Regions from separate parts of the Homo sapiens genome. Here region 2 is linked to region 1. The links are chromatin loops, found by intact Hi-C in ENCODE. Cell type or tissue: ascending aorta. All regions are shown on one strand.

Region 1 (8,000 bases):
TTAATGGATGAATGGATAACAAACTGGTATATATATATATATATATATATATATATATATATATACACACACACACACACACACACACACACACACACACACACAATAGACTATTATTCAGCCATTAAAAGGGATAAATTACTGTTACATAATATAATGTGGACCAATTTCAAAAACATTTTGTTAATTGGAAGAAGTCAGACACAAAAGAACACATATTTTATGATTCTATTTATATGGAACATCCATAATAGGTAAATCCATAGAGACAGAATGCAGATTAATAATTGGCTAGGACTTGGGGGAAGAGGGAACAGGGAGTGACTGCTTAATGCTTATGAGGTTTCTTTATGGGATAACAAAAACATTTTGGAACTACATAGAGGTGATGGCTGCACAACATTGTGAGTGCTAAATGGCACTGAGGCGAACACTTAAAAATGGTTAATTTTATGTTATATAAATTTCACCCCAATAAAATGGATACTGTTACTTTCCCTCCTCTCTAAAAAGCTAAGCTTCTTATTTTCCTGGGTCAGGAAGAATCCTTTATTTCTTTACTAATCACAAGTTACTATCTAATGAGCTCTTATAATGTGTTGTGAACTGTGATGCATGCTTTTCAGGCATCATGTTATTTGAGCCTCACAGCAGTAATACCTGGCATATACTGAGTGCTAAGCAACCATTTGTCATATGGATGAACAACTGTAGAAGCAAGGTACATGTGAGACAACTGAGGTTGAGAGAGTGAAGTTACTTGCCCCAGGTCTCCAGGCTAGTAAATGGCAGAATTCAAACTCTAAGAATTAAAGGACAAAAACATCTCTTTTGGTTTCAGCTCTAATGTAACGTTAGGGAGAAAGACATCAGGTTTTATCCCTGGAAAGAAGTTAGGTCCTTAATGTTACTTTTTGAGACATATTGAAATGCAAATTTGTTAATTTATTTGTGTTGGAAAAGGTATGGCCTTGGTATCAGGCAGCCTGGATTTCCAACTCTTCACTATTACTAAATGTGTGGCCTTAGGAAAATTTGATTTAACCTTTCCAAAACCCAGGTTGCTAATTTGTTACAAGATTGTTAAACTGATGATGGCAGGAGGGACTGGTTCAGCCAGAGTTGAAAGTCAAAGCTGCCTTATTCTCCTGACTTTTAAATAATGGGAACTGATGCAAAATGTTAAGAAAACACTGTGCAGGCCAGGCAAAATATATCTGAAGGCTACATCTGGCTTGTATGTCACAAAGTTTTTACCTCTGCATTAGTTTAGAGGAGACTGTGGCAACATACTGCCTGGGTTTTAAGTTTGGCCATTTACTAGCTCTGTGACCTTAGGTAAGCTACTTATTCTGTCTGTTCCTCAGTTTACAAACAAGTAATGATAGTATATACATTGGAAAGTTGTTATAAAGATTAAGTGTCTGTGTGTGTAGTCACCTAGAAATAGTACTTGGCATGTAGCAGTGTGGTGCAAGTATGTTAACTAAAACAAACAAATAAGTCCTACGCTTCCTTTCATCTGTTAATATTACATGACTAAAGAAGAACTTATAGAAGGCCAATTATTTGCAGTAACTTGGTCTTTACCTTGGTTTGCTCATCTGTGCCTCAGTTTACACATTTGTACAATGGAAACAGTAATGGTACCTGCCTCATATAGTTATTGTGATGATTAAATGAATTAATATATAGTTAATCTATCTACAGAACTTAGAACATTTTCTGGCACAGAGTAAGCAATACATAAGTGTTAGTCATTATCATCATTAATTTTTAAAATATATCTTGGTGAAGCTCATATGAGTCAATACTGAAAAACTCCAAAATAAGTTGTTTACAATATGGCATTGATCCTAGGAGCAATGTCCATACCATAATAATGGTGCTGAACTTTTGACCCTTCAATCAATCATTCAAAAAGCCAAAGTAGTAAGGTCTGAGAATAGAAAAGCTTCCCAGTCATTGCATAGTCTACTTAATGCATCCCAATACTGGATTGAGATACAAAAGAAAACTAGGCTAACTTGTATCTATGAAGGCAACTAATGACATTTATTTTAAGAGCTCTTTCTGCATTTTCCATAATATCTCTAAGGAAGAGGTAAAAAAAATTCCAATTGTGATTCAGAGAGGTAATTAGAATTAGAATATAGGAAATTATAGAATTAGAATATAGAAAGTTCTATATTGGAAAAGAGGATCATCTCCTGCCTCCCTAGTTTATCCCAGTCTACCTGGGGTAGACTATTGCTTTGCAAATATGTAACAGAAGAAAATTACAAATGGAGTCAGGTCCCGGAGTTCAAAAAAGCAGCATCCTTACCATCATTTTTAAGGTGAGAAGAGTTTGGTATGAAAAAATAAAGAAGTCTCAGAAGGACTTGGGAGTGAGGGGATGTCCAATGGGTCAGGAGTCCTACTGTGAGAGGAGTATAAACATATTGGAGCCCCAAACTAGATGAATAGGGAACATTGTAGGCCACAAGTTTAAGGGTGCTGGCGATGGAATTACAGTGTCGAAGTGACAAGACTGACAAGTATTAGTGGAATCTCTTTTGAGAGGAGACAGGGATTCTTCAATGTGAGAAGACAGGGACAAGGGGAGATTTTACTGTGAGAAAAGCAGGGACCCTATTGTAACAAGACAGGATATAATATGAAAACGCCATTGTGAGTTGATGAGAGCATTGCAAGGCCAATAATAATAAGAATGGGGAACGGGGGGAATTAAAGTGGAAAGTGGGAATAATATAAGGGAGAGACTTGGGGTTTGTGTCGGGAAATATTGTAGAATTCTGAGTTTGAATGCACAAGCTATACTGTGAGAACCATTTTGCAAATAAGGAGGATATAGAGTGCTCCTTAGTGTGACAGGACAGGGTAAAAAAAGATCATAGAATTATAAAAGGGGTAGTCTAATGAGAGGGAATGAGAAATGATATGCCCATTGGGAGGAGTAGAAAATATTAGAAACCCCAGTAAGAAAGAATGGGGTTTCCCCAGTTTGAGAAGATGGGACAAGTGCAATCCAATGAGAAGTAAGAAGAAATAATAATAAGAAATCCCAAAGGAAGTGGATGGCAGAATGTGGGGCTAAAAGTGAAAGAACACTGTGGGAGGTGGGGAGTGGGTTTCCTAAAAAAGATAACGAGGAATAATGATTAGAAAAGTAGCGGCCCTTTGATGGAATAGGAGATAAATTACGGAAACCCTTGTGGGAGGGTAAAAGAGGTGACTCTAGTGGGAGAAGGCACTATCATCATGTGACAATAGCAGGGTCACCAGTATAAGGTGTCAGAAAATAATGTGGGGCTCCTAATGGGAAGGAGTCGAATGCTCCTCAAAGCAAGAAGGCAGGAGACTGGAGGGAACTCCAGTATAATATAATCAGGGCCTCTCATGTGAGAGAGGATGTATTATAGAATACCAATCCCATTAAAGAAAATGATTAAATGGGGGGAGCCCACAGGGAAAGAGAATGGAGGGCTTACCACTGTGTGAAAACGGAAGATCTTAATGGAGTAGAATAGGGTGCACTGTGGGATCACAAGTGGACAAAGATATGAAGCACTTCAGCCAGTGTGAGAGGATCACGGGAAAACGATAGATTCCAGTGTGTGAAAAAGGAGAGCTAGTAAGAGAGTAGAGGAAATATTTTGGAACTCTCAGTAGGAAATCCCTAGTAGGAAATCCTAGTAGGATTCTAGTAGGAGGGAAAATGGTGGGGCTCCTAGTTGGATGCATTGGTGAGATTCCTAGTGTGAGCAAACAGTTTAAAGACACAGGGTATGTTGTTTCCTCAACTTGGTACAGTAGGGGCTCCCAGAAGGAGAGCACAAGGTGCAGATGGTTGCCCTGTATGAGAAAAGGGAGCCCTCGTGGGAAGAGCCAGGACATTATTGTGGGTAGGGCAAAGAAATAAGAAACCCTAGGTGGGAGACGATGGAGACACGGCGGGACCCTGGTGGGAGGGCGCAGGAAATATTGTGGGAAGCCAGAGGCTGGGGACAAGGAACTCTCCAGGGAGAGAAAGGAAAACCGCAGAGAGAAGGCTTGAGAACACAAGGGACACCAGTGTGAAGGTAGGGCAAACGATTATATTGGAGTATAATTTCCCCACCTTAGGTGCCCAGCCCCACTTACCCAGGCAGAGTTCAAAGACGTAGGCATAGTAGGACCAGAGCACGACGAGGACAATAACGAGCACTGGCACCCAGGACAGTACCCGGCGGCAGCACCGCAGCCCCCCAGACAGAGCCATCTTCCAGCCTCGCCGCATCTTTGGCTCGAAGATCGACCAAGCAGGCCTGCTGGCGCCGGGTCGGAACCGCTAGGGTGGCGGCTGCGAGGCTGGAAGGCGCGCTGTGCGGCACTCCACTGTCTAGCCTGGCGGGAACCCTCTCGCGGAGCCTTCGCCACCTGTGGGGCTGCGCTGCTGAGTGCGCCCTGCCTGGCACAACAGGCTTGAGTCACGGCGTTGAGGAACTAGCCATGTTGGAGCGGAAGGGTGATCCGTCAGGCAGTCGGAGCTAGCACGCTCAGAGGGAGTGCAGTCCCTCCCCTTTCTGCCTCCTCCCCACCCTGTTTCAAGGCTGGATGCAGGGCTAGACCTCCGCAAAATCGTGAAGCCGAAGAAATTTGGGTCCGCCCATCTGCTCTTACTGCACTGCGTCCGCCCTCTTTGTTTCTGTCTCAGTCTCTCTGTCTCCCTTCGTTCTCTTTCTCTCCCCCTGCTACCCCCCCCCACAGTTACACACACACACACACACACACACACACACACACACACACACACGCAGTGTGAAAGATGCGAGCCATAGCATCTCGTAACATGAAGGCCATCCAGCTCCATCCTCCCACTGCTGCTTGAACAATATGCTTAACACGTAGTGCCGCAGTCGCTGCTTGGGTAAGTCCTTTGACAGGGCACTCCCTCCTTCCCTTTTCCCTCCCCGCAGAATCAGCTTAGTATGTTTTTAGAACAAACACATTGGTATAAAAAAACAAATGAGGGAGACTGATTCTGAGAGGGGTCAGGGAAAGCTACAAAGGTAGCGATATTTAAGCTGAGCTATATTAATAAATTCAGGTTTTCCAGGCAGATGAGAGGAGGAGGACCTTTTAGACAGAGGAAACAGCATTTACAAAGTCATAGAGTAATGAAAGTCCAAAAATGTTCCAGGAGCAGCTAGTGTGGCTTGAAGAGTGTTTGTGAAGAAGAGAGGCTAAGAATGAGACTGGGAGTATGAGGCCATGGTGTGAAGGCTCTTATATGTCCTAGCATGGCATGGGGACATAATCATGTAAAGCAGATTATGAAGAGCCATCAAAGGTTTGGGGGAAATGGAGTGACATCAGGGATATGTTTTTGTGAAATAACTGGCAGGATTTTGGAAAGGAAGATGGCCTTGAAGTAGGAAGATCAATTAGGAGGTAATTTAATTCAACAAATGTTTTTGGAGTGGTTGCTTCCTGTTAGATCAACTTTGGTACAAAAAGAATGACAAAATAGTGGGCCTGACCCCAAGAAGCTCATGTTCTCATTGGGGCTGTAGTTGTTCATTGACACAAGTACAATAATAGAAGTACAGCAGGCTCTTGGCATTTATGGATTTGACACTCACTGTTTTTCCCAAAGGTCTTTTACATGGAGAAATTTGTGATTTTGCTGAGATGCATGTGTGATTCACATTCTGTGTGACTACTGTGTGGGAGCAAGTGTCTCTACGAGGTTGATCTCTGTTCTTTATTTATGGTTATATATGCAGTAAATTACCTGAAGTGATAAAAGATTTATTGTTTCTTTTCAGATTAAGCTAATTTTATGGTTGATGTTACTAAATTCATGATGCAATGAAATGCAGAGTTCATTTTAGTTACAATATTTAGTAGCCTAGTTAATTATTTGAGCCCTAAGTTTCTGACATGTATACTTAAATTTTCCAATATTCATAATTCGGGGCTTGTGGAACATGTATATTGGGATTGTCAAGGGTATACTATTTAAACCAAGTAGCCTTGAGGAGGCAATGATTAAGTGTGAAAGGGAAAGTCCCAGTTGGGTTTTGAATAATGACTAGGATTTCACCAGGAAGATAAGAGATGGGAGCAGGATTTAAGGGAGGAGGGGATTCCAGGCAAAAGGAAATATGTAGTGGCAAATGTATGCGAAACAGCACAACATACTTGGGGGACTGCAAGTAGCCCGCTTTTGCTGGAAGATATTAACAGTACTCTAACCAAGAGATGGTAAGAGCCTAGGCCTAAGCCAGGCTATGAAGGGAAGGAGAGGAGGGGAAAGATGTAATAGTGTTTGGGGAAATCAACAGAATTTGTCAACCAGTTGGCAGGTGAGGAGTGAGATAAGTTAAAGCTAACAGCCAGATTTCTAACTTCAATGCCTGAATGAACAATGTTGCCAATCACTATGATAGGGGCTATTGTGAGAAGAGCAGAGTTCGTGGGGGAAGTTGATAACTTTCACGTTTTGACATGATTAATTTTGCCTAAGTCTTCCTCTTCTAAGGTAGCCCGATCACTAATCAAATAGTCTGGGGCCGGGGGGCTTATGACAGGGATAGCTCACACCCAAAGGAGCATGGAGGGCCAAGAACCAGAGAGACAAACCATGTTCAAGTGTATACATCAAGGATTGGCAAACTATGCCTATGGGCCAAATATGGCCCACTGACTTTTTATGAATGAAGTTTTATTGGAACACATTCATGTCAATTTGTAGTCTATGGCTGTTTTGTACAATGCTGAGTTGGAGTAGTTGTGACATAGGTCATATAGCATGCAAAGCCTACATTTATTTAAATTTATTTTTAAAGACTTTATTTATTAGAGCAATGTTAGATTAACAGCAAAATTGAAAGGAAGGTTCAAAGATTTCCCATATAACCCCTACCACCACATGCATAGCCACCTCCATTATCAACATCCCCCACCAGAGTAGTACATTTGTTAGAATCTGTGAATCAGCATCAACATATATTTATCATCCAAAGTCCATAGTTTCTATTAGCATTCACTATTGGTGTTGTACAGTCTGTAGGTTTGGATGAATATATAATGACTTGTATCCACCATTACAATCTCATATAGAATATTTTTGCTGCCCTAAAACTCCTCTGTGTTCTACCTGTTCATCTCTCCCTCTCCACAACTCTTGGAAACTATTGATTTTTTTTGTTTTTTTTTACTGTTTCCATAGTTTGCCTCTTCCAGAATGTCATATAGTTGGAATGATACAGTATGTAACCTTTGCAGATTGGCTTCTTTCACTTAGTAATATGCATTTAAGATTCCTCCATGTCGTTTCATGGCTTGATAACTCATTTCTTATTAGTGTTGAATAATATTCCATTTTCTGGATGTACCACAGTTTATTTATACACTCACTCACTGAAAGACATCTTGGTTGCTTCCAAATTTTGGTTGTTATGAATAAAGCTGCTATAAACATCCATGTGCAAGTTTTTGTGTGGACGTAGGTTTTCACCTTATTTGGGTAAATACCAAGGACTGAGATTGTTGGATCATGTGGTAAGAGTATATTTAGTTTTGTAAGAAACTGCCAAAGTGTTTTCAAAAGTAGCTGTACTATTTTGTGTTTCCAGCAGAAATGACTGAGAGTTCCTGTTGCTCTACATCCTTGCTAGAATTTGGTGAGGCCAGTGTTCTGGATTTTGGCCATTGGAAAAGTCTGTAGTGGTATTTCATTGTTTTAATTTGCACATCTCTGATGACATATAGTGTGGAGCATCTTTTTGTATGTTTATTTGCCATCTATATATCTTCTTTGGTGAGGTGTCTGTTCAGGTCTTTAGCCCTTTTTTTGAGATGCTTGCTTTCTTATTGTTTAATTTTAAATAATTTTTGTGTATTTTAGATTACAGCTCTTTATCATGTGTCTTTTGCAAATATTTTCTTTCAGCATGTGGCCTTTTTATTCTCTTGATAGTGTCTTTAGCAGAGCAACTTTTTTATTTTAA
Region 2 (8,000 bases), 71 kb after region 1:
CATAACGAAATGAAGGCAGAAATAAAGATGTTCTTTGAAACCAACAAGAACAAAGACACAACATACCAAAATCTCTGGGACGCATTCAAAGCAGTGTGTAGCGGGAAATTTGTAGCACTAAATGCCCACAAGAGAAAGCAGGAAAGATCCAAAATTGAGACCCTAACATCACAATTAAAAGAACTAGAAAAGCAAGAGCAAACATATTCAAAAGCTAACAGAAGGCAAGAAATAACTAAAATCAGAGCAGAACTGAAGGAAATAGAGACACAAAAAACCCTTCAAAAAATTAACAAATCCAGGAGCTGGTTTTTTGAAAGGATCAACAAAATTGATAGACTGCTAGCAAGTCGAATAAAAAAGAGAAGAATCAAATAGACACAATAAAAAATAATAAAGGGGATATCACCACCGATCCCACAGAAATACAAACTACCATCAGAGAATACTACAAACACCTCTATGCAAATAAACTAGAAAATCTAGAAGAAATGGATAAATTCCTCGACACATACACTCTCCAAAGACTAAACTAGGAAGAAGTTGCATCTCTGAATAGACCAATAACAGGATCTGAAATTGTGGCAATAATGAATAGCTTACCAACCAAAAAGAGTCCAGGACCAGATGGATTCACAGCCGAATTCTACCAGAGGTCCAAGGAGGAACTGGTGCCATTCTTCTGAAACTATTCCAATCAATAGAAAAAGAGGGAATCCTCCCTAACTCGTTTTATGAGGCCAGCATCATCCTGATACCAAAGCCGGGCAGAGACACAACGAAAAAAGAGAAGTTTAGACCAATATCCTTGATGAACATTAATGCAAAAATCCTCAATAAAATACTGGCTAACCGAATCCAGCAGCACATCAAAAAGCTTATCCACCATGATCAAGTGGGCTTCATCACTGGGATGCAAGGCTGGTTCAATATACGCAAATCAATAAATGTAATCCAGCATATAAACAGAACCAAAGACAAAAACCACATGATTATCTCAATAGATGCAGAAAAGGCCTTTGACAAAATTCAACAACCCTTCATGCTAAAAACTCTCAATAAATTAGGTATTGATGGGACATATCTCAAAATAATAAGAGCTATCTATGACAAACCCACAGCCAATATCATACTGAATGGGCAAAAACTGGAAGCATTCCCTTTGAAAACTGGCACAAGACAGGGATGCCCTCTCTCACCACTCCTATTCAACATAGTGTTGGAAGTTCTGGCCAGGGCAATGAGGCAGGAGAAGGAAATAAAGGATATTCAATTAGGAAAAGAGGAAGTCAAATTGTCCCTGTTTGCAGATGACATGATTGTATATCTAGAAAACCCCATCATCTCAGCCCAAAATCTCCTCAAGCTGATAAGCAACTTCAGCAAAGTCTCAGGATATAAAATCAATGTGCAAAAATCGCAAGCATTCTTATACACCAATTACAGACAAACAGAGAGCCAAATCATGATTGAACTCCCATTCACAATTGCTTCAAAGGGAATAAAATACCTAGGAATCCAACTTACAAGGGATGTGAAGGACCTCTTCAAGAAGAACTACAAACAACTGCTCAAGGAAATAAAAGAGGATACAAACAAATGGAAGAACATTCCATGCTCGTGGATAGGAAGAATCAATATCGTGAGAATGGCCATACTGCCCAAGGTAATTTACAGATTCAATGCCATCCCCATCAAGCTATCAATGACTTTCTTCATAGAATTGGAAAAAGCTACTTTAAAGTTCATATGGAACCAAAAAAGAGCCCACATTGCCAAGTCAATCCTGAGCCAAAAGAACAAAGCTGGAGGCATCATACTACCTGACTTCAAACTATACTACAAGGCTACAGTAACCAAAACAGCATGGTACTGGTACCAAAACAGAGATATAGATCAATGGAACAGAACAGAGCCCTCAGAAATAATGCCGCAAATCTACAACTATGTGATCTTTGACAAACCTGACAAAAACAAGCAATGGGGAAAGGATTCCCTATTTAATAAATGGTGCTGGGAAAACTGGCTAGCCATATGGAGAAAACTGAAACTGGATCCCTTCCTTACACCTTATACGAAAATCAATTCGAGATGGATAAGAGACTTAAACATTAGACCTAAAAACGTAAAAACCCTAGAAGAAAACCTAGGCATTACCACTCAGGACATAGGCATGGGCAAGGACTTCATGTCTAAAACACCAAAAGCAATGGCAACCAAAGCCAAAATTGACAAATGGGGTCCAATTAAACTAAAGAGCTTCTGCACAGCAAAAGAAACTACCATCAGAATGAACAGGCAACCTACAAAATTGGAGAAAATTTTCGCAACCTACTCCTCTGACAAAGGGCTAATATCCAGAATCTACAATGAACTCCAACAAATGTACAAGAAAAAAACAACCCCATCAAAAAGTGGGCAAAGGACATGAACAGACACTTCTCAAAAGAAGACATTTATGCAGCCAAAAAACACATGAAAAAATGCTCACCATCACTGGCCATCAGAGAAATGCAAATCAAAACCACAATGAGATCACCATCTCACACCAGTTAGAATGGCAATCATTAAAAAGTCAGGAAACAACAGGTGCTGGAGTGGATGTGGAGAAATAGGAACACTTTTACACTGTTGGTGGGACTGTAAACTAGTTCAACCCTTGTGGAAGTCAGTGTGGCGATTCCTCAGGGATCTAGAAGTAGAAATACCATTTGACCCAGCCATCCCATTACTGGGTATATACCCAAAGGACTATAAGTCATGCTGCTATAAAGACACATGCACACGTATGTTTATTGCGGCATTGTTCACAATAGCAAAGACTTGGAACCAACCCAAATGTCCAACAATGATAGACTGGATTAAGAAAATGTGGCACATATACACCATGGAATACTATGCAGCCATAAAAAATGATGAGTTCATGTCCTTTGTAGGGACATGGATGAAAGTGGAAATTATCATTCTCAGTAAACTATCACAAGAACAAAAAGTCAAACACCGCATATTCTCACTCATAGGTGGGAATTGAACAATGAGATCACATGGACACAGGAAGGGGAACATCACACTCTGGGGACTGTTTTGGGGTGGGGGGAAGGGGGAAGGATAGCATTGGGAGATATACCTAATGCTAGATGACGAGTTAGTGGGTGCAGCGCACCAGCATGGCACATGTATACATATGTAACTATCCTGCACAATGTGCACATGTACCCTAAAACTCAAAGTATAATAATAATAAATTAAAAAGAAAAAAGAGAATACTCATGCACAATACAATACCACAATACAATACCTTTCGGACTTGTAAATGTATGAAAAAGAATGAATAATATTTCTAGAAGGATGCAGGTCAATATCATGATTATTCTTCTCTTTAAAATAGAGTTTCTCAACCTGAGTGCTATTAACATTTAGGACTAGATAATTCCTTGTTGCAGGCTCTCCTTGCATTGCTGGATGATTGGCAACATCCCTGCCCTCTACCCACTAGATGACAATAGCACCCCCAAAACTGTCCTGGTTGAGAACCACTGCTCTCTGCAAAAAGAGAAGATAATGTGTGAAGATGGTTAACATTAGTTTTTAAATCTACATTTGTAATATTTTTGTTCTTAAAAAATATTGTAAGAAAACATATGTCAGTTGTTCATTTGAGTGATAAAAATATAAGGGTTTGCTGTTTTGTTGAGTCTCATACATTTATAAAATAAAAACTACCATCTATGAGCACTATAATTTTGTGTATTAAAAGGGTAATTTTTAAATCAAACCAGCAGGAAGGCTAGACTAAGATGAGGTGTTGTGGGCTGAGAAAGACATGTTGAAGTCTTAACACCTGGTACCTGTGAATGTGACTTTATTTGAATACAGGGTCTTTACAGATGTCATCAAGTCAAGATGAGGTCATACTGTAGTAGGCCGTACTGCAAATCTAATCCCTAGTGTCCTTAGAGAGATAGAGAGATGTGGACACAGAGACACAGGGAAGACAACCATGTGATGATGGAAGTGGCCACTGGAGTGAGGCCACTACAAGCCAAGGAACGCCAAGGATTGCCGGTAACACCAGAAGCCGGGAAGAGGCGAGGAAGGAATCTTCCCTAGAGACTTCAGAGGGACCGTGGCCCTGCCAACACCCTGGTTTCAGACTTCTGGCCTCCAGAACTATGAGCTAATAAATTTTTGTTGTCTTAAGCCACCCAGTTGCTGGTACTTTGTTAGAGCTGTCCCAGGAAACTATTGCATAAAGCTATGCTCCTTTTCCAACTCGCTGCATTGCTGGGAAGGTCTTCATTCTCCTACCAACCAGTGAAAACATTGTCTCAAGCCAACTTGCCTTTGCCAGCCACAGGGAAGCTCAGGGGCTCTGGCCAGCTAGAGAACAAGGAACCCTGTAGCTTCCCCACTGCTGTGTTGTGTAGTGGTAGAACAAGATGGGAAAACAGCAGCATTCACAGCAGAGCTGACACTGATTCTGCGAGCTTTGCCAAGTGGTACCTCAGTTTACTCATCTGAGCAATGGAACAAAAAGAACAAACCACAGAGACATCTGGAGGACAAAATGAGATCATGTATATGAAAAGGACTTACAAATGCAAACTATCATTGGCACCAAGCTGTCATTTCACACCTGGACCAAAGAAAAGACAATTAGCCCCAGAAAAGACAATTAACTTGATACCTTTAGGAAGAAAAAAAAAATCTGTCTTTGAATATAATTACTTTTATACTTGCTTGGGAAATCTCTATCCAGTCTCAAGAGGGTTAAAAATGAGGAAGGGAGACAGATACACACTGAAAAATGACAGCAAAAATAAAACCAATTAAAGTTTTTATACCATGGTCCCTAAAAAAAAAAAAAAAAAAAATGACTGTAATGTGATGGTCAGTGTATTCTTACTCTGATTCGGGAAATCAAAAGTAGAAAGCAACAGCAGGTGGGCCTATCAAAGATTTGGCCATCTCTCTACTTCATTGTCAGCCTCTTAACTCTATCTTCACTTACTCAATTTGGTTTTGTCATGATTTTTAAATGTAGCCAATGGTTCAAGATTTTTCCAGTGAACAGACATCTGTATAAATGCTTCCTTGAAGTCAATAAAGAAGAAAATTGTGAAGACTTTAAATTAATGATAATTTAGTTTTTAAGTACCCACAAATAAATTTTTGAAACATTATCTTTACTTGAAAGTTAGATGTCATCCAGGAAAATCACTCAATAATAATTATGGCAAACCGTTAACCCCTCATTTGGTTAGCTTAAGATAAGTAATGCCATTATTATTTCAGAATTGTTTCATGACTTTCAGTTTAGTTAAGAAAATAAAAAGGAGCATTTCTCATATTTTAAAAAATGAGACTAAGAAAGGAATAAAGAAATGTAACTATTGGAAAATATCAAAGTGTATCATTTTTAAAGCCTTTGGTGGCACTGAAGATATGATTATTAGTAATTGTTAGATAGGGTTTTACTCATTCAAAATAGAAGACTAGCAAGCATGTAACTAACAGAGTTTTTAAAAACTTTACTTTGTCTGTGGAATACTCTGAAAGTTTGGCCATTTTGAGGCACAAGGTTTATTGATAGAGCTCTTTCTATAATTTCCCAGCATACCTGCCTCACTGTTATCTTCCTTCCATTTTTCACTCTCTTTTTCTTCTCAGTGCCATCCTGCCTAGGCTCCCATCATCTGCATCTGATGCCTTTCCTTTCTTTCTTTGCTAGTCTCCTTTGCAGTGGGACATGGCTAAGCTCTGTAGAGCTGCCCAAAAACTCATTGTCCCATCCTGTAGCCAGTAAAACATACCTCCAAAGTATCACAGGGTAATTCTACTCTCCCTTCCAAATTAAGCCCACCAGAAATATTAGTGAAAGGACATTAAAAATGTAACAGGTGACATGTTTAGCTAACATGGATCTGGAGAAATAGGAAGCAGTAGAATTAAATGTTTCACTTTTAGGTTTAATTGTATTTGTTCTTGGGTTTTGTTTTATGCTGAGTTTTAAATATATTCTCCAAATAAAAACATTATTTTTTCTAACCAAAAAAAAAGAAAACATATATCCACACAAAACTTTGTACACAAATGTTATACTGGCTTTATTCATAGTAGCTAAAAGGTAGGAAAAATCCAGATGCCTTTAACAAGTAAATGAATAAGCAAATTACAGTACATTTATACCATGGAATATTACTCAGGAACAAATAGGAGTAAGCTATACATAGATGCAAGTTGGACAATTCTCAAAGGCATTATACTGAATGAAAAAAAGCCAGTCTCAAAATGTTGCATAGAATAATATTCCATTTATAGATCCTTCTCAAAAAGACAAAATTAAAGTGTCGAAAAACAGATTAGTGGGTCTCAGGAGTTAAGGGTGGTGATAGGATATGACTACAAAGTAATAGCATGAGGGAGTATTTTGGATACTGTAGCTGTCTTTTGTCATGATTATGATAGTGTTATATGAGCCTATGCCTGTGTAAAAATTCATGGAACTGTAGACCAAAAATACCATTTTGCTTTATTATAAAAACTGAATTTAAAATAAATTTAATATAAAAATACTAACCATGTAGTTAATTAAGTATGGATGCAAATCACTCAAAATAGTGGAATGGAGCTATATAGTGAACCTTAAGTATTCAGCAGAGGAATTGGGGATTTGTTCATCAAGTAGTGGTGAGGAAATGAACATTTAAGTTGAGCAGTGAAAAGTCTATTGGGAGTTGATTTATACAAATACCACTTTGAAAAGAATGGACGACAGATGGAAAGAAGTGAAACAGAAAACGGGAAATATTCTGTATGAGAGATAATAAACCTCTAAAAGGAAAAGGAGAGCAAGAAGAGAAAAGGTTTGGTGAGGTCTAGATTTGTTACATGTTATGATAAAATCTACAGGAATTCCTCACTGATTTCACTGGCAGGAAAAAAATGCTTTGTTAGTAAATTCTTTATTTGAAAGGACCCTTCCTTCCTTCGCTTTGACTAAGAGCCCAACTTTATAAAATTCTAGAACAGCGGGACTTTGTGTATACATTTGCTAGGCAACACTCTATCTTGTGTCAGAATGGAAGTTCTGGAATGCAGATCCTGGGACACAACTAGCCATGCCAAAGAATGCAGACTCCTCACCACCTGACTGTTCTGTGAGTGCTGGCTCTATCCCCAGATTCTCACAGTAATAATAGCTGAAACTTACTGACTGCTTACCATGTGCTAGGCACTGCTTTTTTTTTATTATACTTTAAGTTTTAAGGTACATGTGCACAACATACAGGTTTGTTACATATACATACGTGTGCCATGTTGGTGTGCTGCACCCATTAACTCTTCATTTAACATTAGGTATATCTCCTAATGCTATCCCTCCCCCCTACCCCCCGACAACAGGGCCCAGCGTGTGATGTTCCCCTTCCTGTGTCCATGTGTTCTCATTGTTCAATTCCGACCTATAAGTGAGAACATGCAGTGTTTTGTTTTTCGTCCTTGTGGTAGTTTGCTGAGAATGATGGTTTCCAGCTTCATCCATCTCCCTACAAAGGACGTGAACTCATCCTGTTTTATGGCTGCATAGTATTCCATGGTGTATATGTGCCACATTTTCTTAATCCAGTCTATCATTGTTGGTCATTTGGGTTGGTTCCAAGTCTTTACTATTGTGAATAGTGCTGCAATAAACACACGTGTGCATGTTTCTTTATAGCAGCATGTTTTATAATCCTTTGTGTATATACCCAGTAATGGGATGGCTGGGTCAAATGGTATTTCTAGTTCTAGATCCCCTATGAATCGCCACACTGACTTCCACAATGGTTGAACCAAGTTTACAGTCCCACCAACAGTGTAAAAGTGTTACTACTTCTCCATATCCTCTCTAGCACCTATTGTTTCCTGACTTTTTAATGATCACCATTCTAACTGGTGTGAGATGGTATCTCATTGTGGTTTTGATTTGCAATTCTCTGATGGCCAGTGATGATGAGCAT

What was found. Hi-C counts contacts between places; a loop is a spot of excess contacts. Peaks named below come from ENCODE experiments on the same cell type or tissue, not always from the same donor. Only the 100,000 strongest peaks of a DNase experiment are listed, where the experiment ranks them.
Region 2: a loop joins it to region 1, with 6 times the contacts of the local background. A loop is called at or near these places in 7 of 110 quality-filtered maps.

What each region holds. Positions count from the first base shown.
Region 1 is chrX:75,518,743-75,526,742 of GRCh38, forward strand. ZDHHC15 (zDHHC palmitoyltransferase 15) reads right to left here and starts at 4,295. Exons shown (of 12, transcript NM_144969.3): 1 at 4,147-4,295. The coding sequence starts at 4,282. LOC107985664 (a long non-coding RNA gene) reads left to right here and starts at 4,385. Exons shown (of 5, transcript XR_007068273.1): 1 at 4,385-4,912. RefSeq lists an enhancer at 4,508-4,587. In ascending aorta, a CTCF peak has its summit at 4,434; a DNase peak (open chromatin) is centred at 4,499; H3K4me3 peaks cover 1,962 bases; H3K27ac peaks cover 3,073 bases.
Region 2 is chrX:75,589,268-75,597,267 of GRCh38, forward strand. The region is part of intron 1 of LOC107985664 (a long non-coding RNA gene); the gene reads left to right. Among named protein-coding and RNA genes, the nearest start is that of ZDHHC15, 70 kb to the left of the region's middle. In ascending aorta, no CTCF peak of the experiment used is centred here; DNase peaks (open chromatin) are centred at 4,136 and 7,135; H3K27ac peaks cover 1,601 bases.